2 separate regions of the Homo sapiens genome follow, and region 2 is linked to region 1. The links are chromatin loops, found by intact Hi-C in ENCODE. Cell type or tissue: K562. All regions are shown on one strand.

Region 1 (8,000 bases):
TTGAAGGAGGAGAGTTTCTAGGAAAACAAAGTAAGACAAAAATTAATGGTTGAAGCAAGCTGAAAACCCAGTTTCTGAGTCCAGAGTATAACCAGCTGACAAGAGTTTATGTTGGGTTAAAAGCATTTTTAGATGGTGGAGTGAGGATGGCAGTGGAGAGCTGACAGATTTCCTGGCTTGCAGTTTGAATGTCTTTGGTGATGATACATGCATTAGTGCTGCAGTTTTGGTTATTTCTCAGAACAGAGCATGGAAACATCTAGCTTCAAATACAGGGCTTCTTTAGATAGTCCCAAGAAGAACATGGGCAATCAGGTTTTAGTTCTCAGTAATGCAAAGTCAGGAGTGTGGGAGAAAAATTGGAAATGTTCATTTGGAGATATGTAGCCAGATTTCAGAGGAAACTAGAAAAGTTGAGGAGGTTCCAGTCTAGTTTACAGATAGATAATAAAGTAGAAAGTAAAATGGAGTTACCAGGAGGCGAAAAATAGCTCTAAAACAATGAACACTCAGAAAAGTATGCTATAGCTTTCCATGAAAATACAAAATTTCTCACTACAATCACCCTCATTTTGATTAAAGATAACTAAAGTAAGGTTATTCTTGTCTTCAGAATAAGTCTGGTCTCATTAGATCTGGCATGATTGTTTACCTAGGTGCAGCAAGACTATAATTGACCACAAAGACCTTTTTAAGTTTGCTTTGCTGAAACTTTTCATAAGGAATCTCAGATTAGACTTCTAAAATCCTCTCAAGACTAGGAAACCAAGCCAAGACTTTGCCACCAGATTTTACCTTCAATACCTACCAATTTGGGTGAATCCCTCTCTCCTTGAAGTCCCCAAAATACTCTAAGTTTCCTAGGCCTGCCTGAATAAAAACTACATTACTCACATGGAATGCTGCAAACACTATAAGTTAGTTCCCAGGCTATTTTTTCTAGAAGGGCTTTTTAAGCATTGGTTCCGTAAAGTCAACCTTAACTCCTTAAATCTGTCTGGTCATATCTGATTCTATGCCTATTATTCTTAAATATAACATTCCAGTCAAAGCCTTGGTTAATACAACCAATGTTTCCAATTATGTCCTGGTAAAATAAAAAAGGTAGATTCTTATTGAACTTATGTAAATAATTATATTACCATGAAAATAAGAATATTCAAAAAGAGCTTTGGAATTCTGAAGGGATCAGGAAAGGGAAAAGATAAATGTTTCATTTCTGTTTACAAAAGTATAATATACTAAATCATTGTAATTTATGGATAGTTTAAGAGAAAAAAGAAAGGGGTTTCTTATATCCAAAAAATGGAGCATTAAAGAACTAACAATATTCCAAAGAAAAACCATTATCTTCTCTCACCAGTTCATTCAGTCCCATGTTATTAATTCTTATTCTACTCAGCCTTGAGTTAATAGTTTCATAAACCCATCAGCTTTTCAATAAAACTCTTGGGACTTACATATGATTCCAAGGAAGACAGGTAATGAATGAGATTAAATTTTCTGCTAAACAGGTGGCTGGGTCTCAGATTCAGAATATATTTGATTTAAAGAAACTAAAGCATGTTGATATGTTTTGTATCTCTGAGTATATGAAGTAAAGTTCATATCTGTTGTATTCAAGTTTCTTGAGGACAGAGGCTTTGTCTTACTTCTATTTTCTTAAAGCTGACGCTGGATAAGTGATTCAAAAATATTTGCTAAATGGAATTGAAAGAAAAAGTCAATGAACAAAATAAATATAAACTAAGAAACAAAGAAAATTGGATATTTTACATAGTTAAATAAAACTTCATCGGGGGGAAGACTTCTAACGATGGATCATCTCACATGTGCACTATCCAAATTCTTATCTAACTTCACTGTGTCATGTATGAGAGAAATAACAAGAAGAATCTAATCTAGAAACTTAGGAGTTGCAGAGAGAGCCTTACATCTGCCTGTTTTCTAAGGAAACTGATTGAGGAAAGAGGATCAAATAGAAAATTATTTTCTCCTGCAGGAGAAAAAATATACTGGAAGTTTACACTTTAAAGGACACCTTAAGGATTATCTGATTCAACTGTTTTATTGTCTTTAAGCTAGTTTGCAACTCTGTAAATTGAAAATAAATGGTAACAACACAAAAATAATTCTTGCCTATTGACATGCAAATTCCATCCTGTTCAATAAAAGTCCAATTGATTTCCCTTCCCCTCCTGTGGAAAAACCAATTTTGCCCCCACCTGCAAGTTCATTTTAATATTTCTGATTTATAAATGTGTCTGGTCTTCAGATTCTCTTCTGAGCCAGCTGTAACATCTCCCTGGTTCCCTCATTGGTAAATGAGTAGAATAAAATATTTACCGTCTGTTCATTTTTATTTCTTTGACAGTCATGAGTTTCACCTTTTTTGAAAATTAGTTTTTAAGACTTCCCAAAATAATATTAGTTTTAGGAGAAAGTAAATATTCAATTCAAAAAACACACATAGTTAAAAACAGAATCAAAAAGAGGACATTCAAGCTGTCAAAATAAATTAGGAGGTAAGCTTGGAATAATTATTAGTGTGTTAAGGATACAGGTAAATATTTATGCTCATAATACATCACCTAAGCCCATTGCAGTAGCAACAGCATTCAGGTAATACTCTAAAAGCCATCTATAAATACATTGTTTTAATTATTTACCCCATTGCCTTCATCAAAATGTAGAGGTGAGTCAAATCCCAAAGCCAATTTCCTTTTTCTCCCTGTATTTACATTTGTTTCTTTCTTTTTGCTAAATATCCATGCAAAAATCACACTAGTGTTAAAATGTGTACATGTTATAGGGCTCAGTTATCCTCTTTTGAGTCTATTAAGAAATCTCCTGTGGTCTACTTCCAGGTAAGGCACTATAACAGCCCAATTCCTCTAGGACTGTCTGAGTTAACCTTCCTCAGAAGAGAGAAATTTGTGGAATAGCTTCAGGTTACAAAAATCACAAGGATCTTATTATGCCAACTGAATTTGATGTGAGACACCTATTATTTCCAAACTCTATGGAATACAATTACACCATTAATTCTCTGGAGAGAAAGAGGAGAGTTTTCAGGGATAAGCATTAAAAGAGGTTCCCTTCTAAATTATAATTAATTGGGCTCTGAGGAAAGTAAACCACAAGCTGAGAGAGAGATGCTCATTTGGTGAAATAAATGCAGTTTCTCCCAGACACCAGAGCATTGTTTGGGAAAGGATATTTTAGAATTGAATATGTGAAAAAATAAGAAGAGGTAACACATCATTTCCACTGCAGTTTTGTTAGATTCTAAAAACTACACATTATGTGCAAGAGAACACCAAATGATTCCCCAGAACACAGACTCAAATGACAATCCTGGTTGATTACTTCTTTTCAAGCTACATTAACTGGTGATAAAAAAGTTACAGGCTTTCACCAGCAGAGGGAAATACTGTCCTAAGGAAAAACATGGAATCTCATGCCCATTTTTTCCATCTTAATTCTTCTGTGGTATAAGCAAGAAATGAATGCTTCTCCCTAGTTCTTCTCATTTTATGGCATGTTGAACAGCAGAGAATTTTCTATTCAATGCCTAGAGCATAATTGTTTTGAGGAAGGATGAAGGAGAATGCAGGAAGCTGTGAGATCAGAGAAGAGTCAACTGAGAGCTGTCAGGCTTTAGGAGACACATGAGGCTGAATTATAAAATAGTTCCATGTGCAAAGAGCTTTCCTTACATATTCATAACTCACTCCTCTCTCAAACCTCCAAATCCAAAGCTTATTCTGGAATATTGATGAGTCCTCATTGGCTCTTTTCTATGGGAGACTATTAGCCATCCTCAACCAACAGGAACTTCTAATGTATAGGCATTCAGGGAGTGTCCTTCAGGAACTATATATTTTTAAATGTCTAGCTGTTTTCCACTTAATATCTCCATAACCTTTTGGCTTTATTTTCCAAGGTTCCCAATTCTGCCAACAATTAAGAAGCTGATTTCATGAAGGGAAGCTATATCCTGCAGTTGAATTACACAGCAAGTGTCACAATCCTGAATGAAAAGGAGAATCTATGTTCCTGTGATACAGCAGGCCTAAGCATCCTCCTTCCAAACCAACTTTAAAGCCCCTTCTAGGGTCACAGCAAGCAGAGGTCACTATATGTCACAAGAAAAGAAGGTAGAGCATCTTCAGCAGAACACTGGGGTTGCACCCTTTGGTTAGAGAGAGATTGTGCAGTGCCACATTATACAGTTGTCTTCAGAGAAGAAAGAAAGAAAATTGGAGCAAGGAAGGCAGGCAGGCAGGCAAAATGGTACAGGTCACTGTGTAAGACACTTTGGCAATTTCTTTAAAACCTAAACATTCTTACCACAAGATCCAGTAATAATGCTCCTTGGTATTTATCCAAAAGAAGTTTAAAATTTTTGTCTATGCAAAAAAAGCACATAAATATTTATAGCAGTTTTATTCATAATTTCCCAAACTTGGAAACAACCAAGCTGTCCTTCAATAGGTGAATGGATAAAGAAACCGCGGTGCACATGGAATACTATGCAGCCATAAAAAAGAATGAAATCATGTCCTTTGTGGAAGCATGGATGGAGGTGGAAGCCATTATCCTAAGCAAATTAATGCAGGAACAGAAAACCAAATATCACATGTTCTGTCTTATAAGTCGGAGCTAAACATTGAGCACAGATGGACACAAAGAAGGGAAAAATAGATACTAGGTTCTACTTGAGGATGGAGGGTAGGAGGAGGGAGAGGATCAAAAAACTACTCAGGTACTATGTTCATTACATGGGTGATGAAATAATCTGTATACCAAACCCCCACAACATGCAATTTACCTATATAACAAACATGCACATGTACCCCTGAACCTAAAATAAAAGTTGGAAGTAAAAAAAATAAACTGTGGTACATCCAGATATGATGAATTATTTAGCAATAAAAAGAAATGAGGTGTGAAGACATGAAAATGCATGGAAGAACCTTAAACATATATTGCTAAGTAAAAGATGTCAATCTGAAAAGGCTATATTCCGTATCAATATAACCATATGACATTCTGGGAAAGGCAAAACTGAAGATAGTACAAAGATCAGTGGTTGTCAGGGGTTCAGGAGGTCAGAAGGAGGGACAAAATTTTTAGGGCAGTGAAACTATTCTGTAGGATACAGCAGTGACAGATACATTTGAAAAAACACAGAATGTACAACTGGGTGTAAACTATAGACTTTATTTCACAGTAATGCATTAATATTGGCTTATCAATTCTAACAGATATGTCACACTAATGAAAGATGTTAATAACAGAGGAAACTGAAGGGAGAGGGCAAGGGTCCTATTGAAATTATCTGTATTTTCTGCTCATTTTTCTGTTCATTTTTCTGTAAACCTAACTACAAAAAAATTAAGTCTACTATGAATGAAACAAACAAATGAAGAATATCAAGAAAGAGCTATGGGGTTGGAAACTCCTAGTAAAAAGGAAATGGTCTGACACCAGAATCTATTGAATATCTTCTCTGTTTTATTGTATATATTTATCATATAGATGTTCAGGTCCAATCAGGAGTCAGAAATCATATAGTGATTTAAACAGGGGAAGTTTAATATACAAAGTTATTAAACTATGGTCAAAGTGTAACTATAAAATATTTTTAAGGCTAAATATGCTACCGTAGGATGAGGAGAGCACTAAAGAAAGGCCAAATTTGGAACGTGTGACTTCTCCCCAAGTCTGGGTTGGAAAAAGTAAGATTGCAGCCCAGTGGACAGCAGAGAGGTTTCCTCTTTGCCTGGACCAGATCTTCTGCAGTCACTGAGCAAGCAGGAAACAACCCTCTGGGGCTCACGCTTTATACAGCCAGTGGCCAGCACGCTGGCAAGCAGAGTCAACCTTCCAGGCATGGTGAGAGTATAAGTGAGCTTCAGAAAGTGGTTAGAGACATAGGAGTAATAAGAAGAACAAATACCCTGAGGAGAAGAGGCCTAGAGTGCAGTGTTTCCTAGTGTCTCTGTCAATAAGGACCAGGAAATTGATCACCAGGTCAGGCAGGAGCTTCAAGGTTGTGTAGGGGCCAAATATTCTGGGCTTTTGGCTGGGACACAGCACAACCCTGTCTTCATCATCACACCACTAACTGACCCTACAATCACTGGAAGCAGCAGAAGATCCCCTTTTGCCTCCTATGTCCTTCTAGTGCCCTCTACTGAGGATGTTGAACATCATCCTCACTGTAAAGGAGATGCTTACAATAATTCCTTCCTTTATCACAGAACAAATATTGGAGAGTAAATTTGGAGCTAAGGGGCAATAAATTGATAACTGTCATATATGAATAAACTGTATGTAATTAAATACAGAATGTGAGTGCAATGATTCTCAAAAAAAATTTTTGTATTCCTAAAGTTCTAAGATTAAGAACCCTTCCAGGTATTTGTTAAATAAATTATTTGACTGGATTGACCCTCACTGCCCATTAAAATTAAGATTCTGGAGATCGTGCCGTTGCACTCTAGCCTGGGCAAGAAGAGCGAAATTCCACCTCAAAAAAAAAGATTTAAGATTCTGGAGTCTAGAGTGTGAAGTAAGCCCCATCACAGAAATCTAAGTGGGTGAGTCCCATTGTGCCTTCCCAGTATCTGATGTTATAGCAACACTGTGCTGAAGTTGTTAAAATCCAAGTCTGTTGGGAAAGTGAAGTCCATGATGATAGGTCTAAAAAATGTCTCAAATAGGAGAAGTTCAAAAGATTTCAAAGATGCTTTTGGCATTTATTTCTGGTTTGTTATAAGAATTGAATACTTTCCAAACATGAAGGGATAAAATGATTCAGGACTAAAGGCACCAATAAAATAACCTACTAAGGGAAAGTCTGCTAAGGTAGAACAGTAGCATGAGTGGTTAAGCAAGATTTTGGAACCAGACTCCTTGGATCGAAATCAGGGCTCTGCCACTTATTAGTGATGCAAGGTGCTTAACCTCTCTGTAAGTCAGTTTCCTCATTTTTAAGATGGAAATGGTAATCATTAAGGTGGCTCTTAGAGACATTGTGAGGTTAGATGAATAGATACATGTGAAGCATTCAGAACAGTGCCTAGCACAGAGTCCATGCGATATAAGCATGGCTATTCTTATTTTTAAACTTGTACATGTACTGTACAAATAGCAGGTAAAATCAAGGGAGGAATTTTAAAGAGTAAAATGAATACCATATTAAGAGATTGGAAAGAAGACTGTGAAACATGAAAAAAAAATTAGAAATTCCAAATCTCTAGACATTGTGAAGCATGAGACTTCTCCCATAAAAGGTAAGTGCAGATTTTTCAAGGGAGTCATGGCATCCCATACCTCCCACAAAATAAGAAAGGGCTCTAGTAGTTATGAAGAGTCTGCTATTCCCTCCGAAAAGTAAGGGTAGACATGGTAGTAGGTGGTTACTGAAGGGCATACCTTTCCTGGGGAAAGTAGTCATCTGCAGTTCTTATCAAATAACCCACCTCTTTCTCGGTCTCAATGATTGTATTATTTATACTCACTTCTGCTTATTACATGGATAACTTACATTCAGATGTTTTGCATCTAGAATTTAGATACTTTATGGTAAACACACTCATTTCTGAATATTTTCATTCAGTTTAACAATCCAGTTGTTTCCACTGGAAATTTCTTGGTGTATTCTCAACCATAATAAGATACTTTCCTACTTTGAACTTCTATTGAATGATAGCACAATTGCACATGCCGCTTGCAAAAAATAATTGGAGTTGGTCATGCTTGCTTTCTTAGGCAGCCTCATTTTCTAGGATGCAAATGGATGAAATACAGGTTCTGACCTTAATTTTCTCACTCCAGCATGCTTGAAATGATTTCATTGTCTCATGCTCCACTAGGACAATTCTATCAACTATTTTATTTCTTAATCTGTAAGGATATTAAGGTATAGTATTTTTTTCTAGTGTATGTCTGTGCATCTCTTTCTGTTCAAGTGTTTTGCGGTTTTCCAT
Region 2 (8,000 bases), 950 kb after region 1:
CCTACATATTTTGGACATTAACCTCCAACTTTATCATATGTATGGTTTGAAAATATTTCCTCCCATTCAGTAGGTTGCCTTTTTACTCTGTTGATTGTTTTCTTCACTGTACAGAGGTTTTTAGTTTGATGCAATCCCACTTGTCCATTTTTGCTTTCATTGCCTTTGCCTTTGGGGTCATATACAAAAATCTTTGCCAAGACCAATGTCAAGATTTTCCCCTATGTTTTCTTCTAAGAGCTTTATGATTTGGGGTCTTATGTTTAAATATGTAATCCATTTTGAGTTTATTTTGTGTAAGATGTGTGATAAAGGTCTAATTTCATTCTGTTGGTGGATATCCAGTTTTTCTAATACTACTCATTGAACAGACCGTTCTTTCCCCATTATGTGTTTGTGTCACCCTGTGGAAGATCAGTTAATCATATGGATCTGTTTCTAGCTCTATGTTCTGTTCCATTGGTATATATGTCTGTTTTATGTCAGTAATATACTGTCTTAATTACTATAGCTTTGTAGTATATTTTGAAATCAGGAAGTGTGATGCCTCCAGCTTTGTTCTTGCTCAGGATAGCTTTGGGGTCTTTGGTAGATTCATATGAATTTTAAAATGCTTTTCTATTTCTGTAAAGAATGCCACTGAGATTTTGATAGGGATTGCACTGAATCTGTAGAATTCTTTGGAAAATATGTGCATTTTCACAATATAAATTCTTCCCATCCAAGGTCAAAGGATGTCTTTTCATTTATCTGTTTCTTCTTTAATTCCATTCATCAGTTCTTTATAATTTTCAGATTTAGTCTTCATTGGTTGTATATATGTGTTTTCATTTTAATTAAGAATACTCATTAGTATTTCTTATATGGCAGGTCTAATGGTGATAAATTCTCTCATTTTTTTTCTCAAGGAAAGATTTTATCTTTCCTTCATTTTTATAGAATAATTTTTCTGGGAATGGTATTTTTGCTAACCAGTATGTTTTTTTTTCTTTCAGTACTACAAATATGTCATCTCACTCTCTCCAGGCCTGCAAGGTTTCTGCTGAGAAATCCACTAGTGGTATCACAGGGTTTTCTTTACATAGGATGAGTTGCTTCCCTTAAAAGTCTCTTTGTCCTTAACTTTTGACAATTTTATTACAATGTATCTCAGTATGTTCTCTTTTAAGTTGAACCTATTTGGAAACATTTGAGATTCTTGAATCTGGATTCACAATTTCCAAATCTTCCCCAAATTAGGAAGGTTTTAGTCATTATTATTTAAATTAGCTTTCTGCTCCCTTTTTCTGTCTGTTTTCCTTAAAATTCCATAATGCATTTATTGGTTTACTTGATGGTATTCCATAAATCCCATAGGCTTTCTTCACCCTTTTTCATTATTTTTTTCTTTTCTTCTCTGACTGGATAATTTTAAATGATCTCTCTTTGAATTTGCAGATTCTTCCGCTTAACTGTGTGCTGTTGAAACCCTCTTTTGCATTTTTCATTCCACTCATTGTATTCTTTAGCTCCAGAACTGCTCTTTGGTTCTTTTTAATGATTTTCATCTCTTTGTTCAACTTCTCATTTTTTTCATATATTATTTTCCTGATTCCACTAAGTTACCAATCTGTTATTTTGTAGCTTGCTGAGCTTGTTTAAAACAATTATTTTTAATTCTTTGTCAGGAAATTTGTAGATCTTCATTTCTTAGGGATTCATTAGTGGATTTTTTTGTATTCCTTTAGTGTTATCATGTTTTCTTGATTTTTCCAGTTCTTTGTAGCCTTGCTTTGATGTGTGTGTATTTGAACAAGGAGTTACCTCTTCCAGACCTTACAGATAGGCTTCAGTTGGGAAAGATCTTCACCACAGATGGGTACAAGGGTGCTGGTCAGATGGGGTGCAGCAGCTTCTACTCTAAGGTGGTGCATTGGTATGAAATTCTAACAGCTGCATCAGCTGAGGTCAGTGTCAGCAAATACTATGGGGGCACTTGATGGCAAAATTTGTGGGTGTCCATGGCAGCAGCAATAGTTTCTTGGGCCCTTCTGTTCTCCATTTCTCCCACAGATGGAGTCTTCTCTGAGAAATATGGGCATATTTCTCAATGGTACCAGGGCCCAGAAAGTAGGTGCATGCATAGCAGTGGCAGCACTGGAGCCCAGGGAGATATATTAATATTAGAGACAAAAAGGTCAGGTGGCAATGGAAATACAAAGGGCAGGAAAATGCAAAAGTAGCTCTGAAGCAAAAAACGAAGAAAGATTTTGAAAGGGAGTAATTAAAGATGACTCAAAATCTCAATCCTGGAAAACAGGGACCTTATTGGTAATCTTAATGAAATTCATAACATTGGAAGATCATACTACATTAATAAAGATGCATGAGATTGATAGCTGATATTAATTTTGTCAATTATGGTATCTTCAATGTATCAAACATTGTGCTAAACATACAGTCTCATAAATTCTGACTTTAACCTTAAAAGATAGGTCCTAGTATTATTCCTCTTAACTATATATAAAGTAACTGACTCAACAAAAAATCTTAGGTCATTTTCAATGTTCAGACAAGTAGTAAATGGAAGAATAGATGTTTGTACCCACAAAAACTGACACCAAATATCCCAATAAAGATTATCGCTATTGTCTCTTCTTAACCACTGTGTTTTATTGCTTCCTCAGGGGTCTCAAAAGTCACCTACATACATGTGCTTAATGAATACAGAAGAGGAAATTGAAGTCCAGGAAGTTTAAGAAACTTTTTAAAAATCATGCAGTAAGTACCATATCCAGTCCCAGAGCCATGTGCCCTAGTGTTTTATTTAGTGCCCTTTAGAAACTTTACTCATAACAGGTACTTCATTCTAATAGAAAGCTTATTTTTCTACAATGTTCACCTCTGTCTCTTACCGTTCCCACAAACAAAATGCTGTTCTTAGGTGTAGGTAAAAAGTGAAATCTTAAAAATAAATTAGTGTTCAATCAGAGAAACCAATAAACCTCATTAGTCAATTATTCGAGGTAAATAATTGCATTTTCCTCAATAACGGGGTGTGTGGGTTTTTTATCTGAATCATTTGGTATTATATCATTAATCTTTTCAGTTCATTCTGCCAGTATTGGTAAGTGAAAATTATTCACTACAAGTGCTGAATAATTTGCATTTACCAATACTACATAAGAAAGTTTTCCTAAGGAGGCAAATTCGAGACAATAGTAATTTGGATGAGAATGTGTATCCTATGCTTCCATCTAGTGGTGGTCTTGCGCTATTACACGATGATGAAGACTGCTTTGCTTTAGTGTCATCCTCTTGCCTGTAAAACAGAGCAAGATTCTTCAGGTGTCCTCACTCGTATCACAGCTGATTCTGTATGCCAGGAAGGATGTGATAAGAGACTGAAACAAGGGTCGTGGGGGGGACGATGGTCTACTGGGTATGAAAAAACGATGATCTACTGGTTATCTGGTAATTCTGGGAACTGGAGAGGAAACAGGATTTCTGAGTGAGAGCAGGGTTTTTTGGAAGGATAGCAAATGCCCCCTACTGGCTGCTCTAGGCATGGCCAGTTATATTTCCAATGCATCAAAGCAAAACAGTTACGCGCAATTTGATGACGGGGACAAACTCAGAGAAATGCGTTGTTAGGTGATTTCCTCATTGTGCAAACATTGTAGAGTATACTTACACAAAACTCTATGGTCTAGCCTACTGCACACCTATGCTATATGATATTACTCCTAGGCCACAAACCTATACAGCACGTTATTATACCAAATACTATAGGCAATTGTAACACAATGGTACGTATTTGTGTATCTAAACATGTATAAACATAGACAAAATAGAAAAGGTTCAGTTAAAATGCAGTATAAAAGATGAATTGTATAGGGCACTTACCATGAATGGAGTTAACAGGACTGAAAGTTGTTCTGGGTGAGTTAGTGAGTTGTTCTGGGTGACTGAGTGTGAAAGCCCAAGACATGACTGTACACTACTGTCAACTGTACACTTAGGCTATACTAAATTTATACAAAATATTTTTCTTTCTTCAATAATAAATTAACCTTAGCTTATTGGAGAACTGCAGTCATATATGTGGTCCATCACTGACCAAAACGTCGTTGTGCAGCACATGACTGTAAATATGAAAACTAAATTAGTTGATCACTTAACCTCTCTAGTCCTAGCTTCCTCTGCATAAAAGAGAGCAGGAGAGACATTAAATGTAGTCTAAATGATTTCCAAAAGTCTTTCCCTATTAAGATTTTATGACTCTACAATTTGCAAATCAAGATATTTTGCCTAGATGACATCCTGCAGACACAGTGGGAAATTTATAGAAGCTTGGAATTTGTTGTTGTTGCTGTTGTCAGATCCAGTCTAAATAAGACCTTAGCTTTTCTTTTGTTTTCTCTTTATAGGCAAAATAATGGCTACATACCCCAAGATTGGCGACACAGCCATCCTTTCCAAATTTTCTCTTTATGTCGCTGCCAAAGAAATAAAAACTGGCTGACTGACATCATCAGAGTGGAAGAAGAGTAAACAGGAGACAATTTATGCAAGGGAGAGCTTAAACTACTACGAAATTCTCCAGTGACCCTGTGATTCATTTTGTTTCCTGGTAGTTACCACTTTCTAGTTCTGACAGATGTGCTTTTCTGCTTTTTTTTTTTTTCTTAAGAAGCTTACTGAGCTTGCAAAGGGAAGCTCTAAAGGAATAAGGTTAAGGAGCTAACTCAGCATCAACAGAGGCAGATGCCTTCTTGTAATTGAACTAAAACCCTTAGACTTTCTGTAAGTCAACTCTCTCTAGTGTAAGCCATTGCCTTATTTTTATTTTTATGCAGACCATTTCCCACTTAAAATTCATCATCAAAAAACAAACTGCTTTTATTTCTTCCTTAATGTTTATAGCGATATAGATAGTCTAGCAAAGATTATTCAGTAAAGAGGTCAGACAGATTCTCATCATGATTCATCCCTGCGATGCAGAAGGAGACACCAGGGCATCCTAACATAATTTAAGTGACAGTGAGGAGGCATATGACTTGACAGATATTTCCGAAAAATAAGTGCCCCAAATAGCTCCACTGAGTCCTGTAAAGAGGACATCTTCTATTCCAGTGCTTCATTCCTTCAGATCAAAGACCACTTCGTGAAGTCTCCTCTTCAATCTTGCTTATTCTTTATCAGCTACCAATATTTCTTTGCGAACGTAAAAGTTTAGCAGTCATCAAAGGTTGTCTCAAGATGATAGGACACAGAATTTTGGTAAGGAGAATGTGCAAAGCACCAATTTGCCTATAAATGAGAATCTCACTGATTTACCTATGAATGAGAACTGGCTGTCATGGAGGAGTACTATTTTGGGAGAATGTAAGTATCGTGGTTTTCTTTTGTTTTGTTTTGTTTTGTTTTGTCTTGTTTTGTTTTAAAATGGGATCTGAGATCAAATAAGTTTGAGAGACACAGAATTCAGCAGAACAAAGCAGGCTTTTTTTTTTTCAACTGAAGCCTTGAACGTGTTAATATTCATTCATTATTTAAGAAATATTTACTAATACCAACTATACTTCAAAGATAATTATAAGTGTTTGGGATGCCTCAGGGAACAAAACAAAGATCACTTCCTTGCAGAGCTTACATTCTAGCCGGATAAGACAGATTATGAACAATAAACATAATGTAAATTATATAAAACATGCTAAGCAGGATGAAAGGTAGATTGGTAACACAGGTTGTAGGAGGAAAGAAAGAATACGGTATTTTTAAAAAGAGTGGTCAGGGTATACTTCATTCAATAGATGACATTTTAGCATACATTTGAATTTGTTAAGGGAGTTAGCCATATAGATATCCAGATGAACAATATGTCAGGCAAGGGTGACAACCAGTGCAAAGGCCCTGGGGTAAGAGTGTGACCCCTAACAGAGTAATAAAATGTATAATGTTTCCCAAACTCATTTAGTACATAACAATTTTTCACAAAATGCCTTCAGTGTAGCCAAGAAATACTTTGGGAAATGTTAGTGTAGATGTTGCTTACTAAGTGAAGAGGGGACGAGGTAATAGATAGTGCTAGGGCCGAGGGGTTGGTGCCCTGGATCTCGTAAGAGCACTGAGGTGGAATGTACTGAAACAAACTTTGACCACAGTGCGGTCTTCCAACAACCAAAGTGACAGTAGCTTAAGATGGGCAACTTTTCCTACATTTCTTCCATTGGCTCTTCAAAGAAGGCTTACTGGCTCCGAAATACCTGAAGAAAATGCTTCAACGTTTCTAAACATTACAGAAATTAAAATTACAATACTGATTGAATTACTTAACATTTAAAAGTCTGATAATACCAATGTTAAAAAATATTTTAAGAAATAAGAACTCTCATTCACTGCTAGTGGGGAAGTAAATTGGTACAAGCACTTTGATGAGCAATATGATTGTGCTTAGTAAATTTGAAGGTGTGAAAATTATTTGTCCTAGCCATTTTACTTTTAGGTATTTATCCTAAAGAAACACTTACACATGTGTACAAGAAAATATTTATAAGAATTTATTGCAGGATTGTTTATAATAGAAAAATAAGAAACAATGCCCATCAACAAAAATACGAATAAATGCAATGTTATGCATCCATACTGAAGTGCCATATAGCAGTTAAAATGAATTAACTAGAGGCACATTTATCAACATAATAAATCCCTAAGCATTAAGTTGAAAGAAAAAGTAGCTTTTAGTAGTAAAAGTAGAATATGACACCACTTATATAAAGTTTTAAAACATGCAGAAGTTTGTACATTATTTATAGATACATACATATACAATAATAGTATAACTGCATATGATTATAAACACTAAATCGAGCCTAAGAAGAGAAGCAAGGATTTATTACATCATTCTGTATATTTGTAATCTTTTATATTAAAATATATTTTAAAGAGAAAAGACATGCTTAAGAAACATAGGAGAAGGTTTTAATGCATGGGCTAAAAGAAGCCATAACCCAAACCAAAAGAAATAAGTATGATTAAGCAATTACACAAAATAGAAGGTGTCAAGGACACAAATCAATTTGAGGAAATTTAAGAATTTCTCTCACAACACTATATTTCTGGGAAGAAAATGGCTTTCTTCCTAAGTCCTAGTAAAAAGGTCAACCGTTGCTGTGTTGCTCACCTTGTGCTATTCCAGTTGAAGAAGATTAATTTCAATGACATGACCATTTATTGGTGCTTTGCATATGTGAAGTAGAAATATTTTCTTAAATATTTTCTCTAAGTATGCAAAGCACCTTTAGGAGAGTGTGTGGCTATAATTTAACAGTGACAGTGTGTGCTTTGCACACTGACCAGGATTAAGTTCATTTTTATTAACTGGGTTGCTTGCTATTAAATAAACCTTAAATTAAACCACTTTTGTTATCAATGAAATAAACCATCATCTTAAAATATGATTATTTACCTTAAAAAAAATAATTTTATTTTGTATTCATGCTAAGGCAGTCTGTATGGCATTTGGGGAGGAAAAGATTCTTTCTGGATTAAAAGGAGCCATAAGATAATGGAAAAGGTCTTCAAACGTGTAATTAAGATTAAATTAATCATCTTTTTTTCTCAATAAGCATATTATTTTGCTGAGTCACTAAGTATATTTAAATGATATTGCATTGGATTAAGAGGATTAATGCTTAACCTCACTTCTTTGTTTGCTTAGGACTGCCGCTGAGGGTTTACTGAGTATGGATTGAGCATCACACTAAAAACCTTCCCCGGAAAAAGGGACCAAAGGATGTAAACTGAAAATTTTAAAAATCTGCTTTGTTTTCCTCAAATTGCTGAAGATCCAGGTAGATATTTGCCTGTAAGTGCTGTGAGTCAATTTAATCTGCTAAAACAAAGTGCAGCATTGAAGACAATGTCTTTCTTTTTCCCCTAATGCATTTCCCCTGACATGCTGTTTGTTTTTTAAAAGACACATGAAGAAGAAACTGTGATCACAGTATTGGTTGCGT

What was found. Hi-C counts contacts between places; a loop is a spot of excess contacts. Peaks named below come from ENCODE experiments on the same cell type or tissue, not always from the same donor. Only the 100,000 strongest peaks of a DNase experiment are listed, where the experiment ranks them.
Region 2: a loop joins it to region 1, with 4 times the contacts of the local background. A loop is called at or near these places in 2 of 110 quality-filtered maps.

Annotation. Positions count from the first base shown.
Region 1 is chr3:98,989,787-98,997,786 of GRCh38, reverse strand. LINC00973 (long intergenic non-protein coding RNA 973) reads right to left here. Exons shown (of 3, transcript NR_186665.1): 3 at 1-17. Among named protein-coding and RNA genes, the nearest start is that of LINC00973, 79 kb to the right of the region's middle. In K562, CTCF peaks have their summits at 3,414 (motif pointing right) and 6,206 (motif pointing left); no DNase peak of the experiment used is centred here.
Region 2 is chr3:98,035,025-98,043,024 of GRCh38, reverse strand. It overlaps GABRR3 (gamma-aminobutyric acid type A receptor subunit rho3), which reads left to right and starts at 7,710. Exons shown (of 10, transcript NM_001105580.3): 1 at 7,710-7,835. RefSeq lists an enhancer at 3,386-3,680. In K562, CTCF peaks have their summits at 3,236 (motif pointing left) and 3,530 (motif pointing left); no DNase peak of the experiment used is centred here.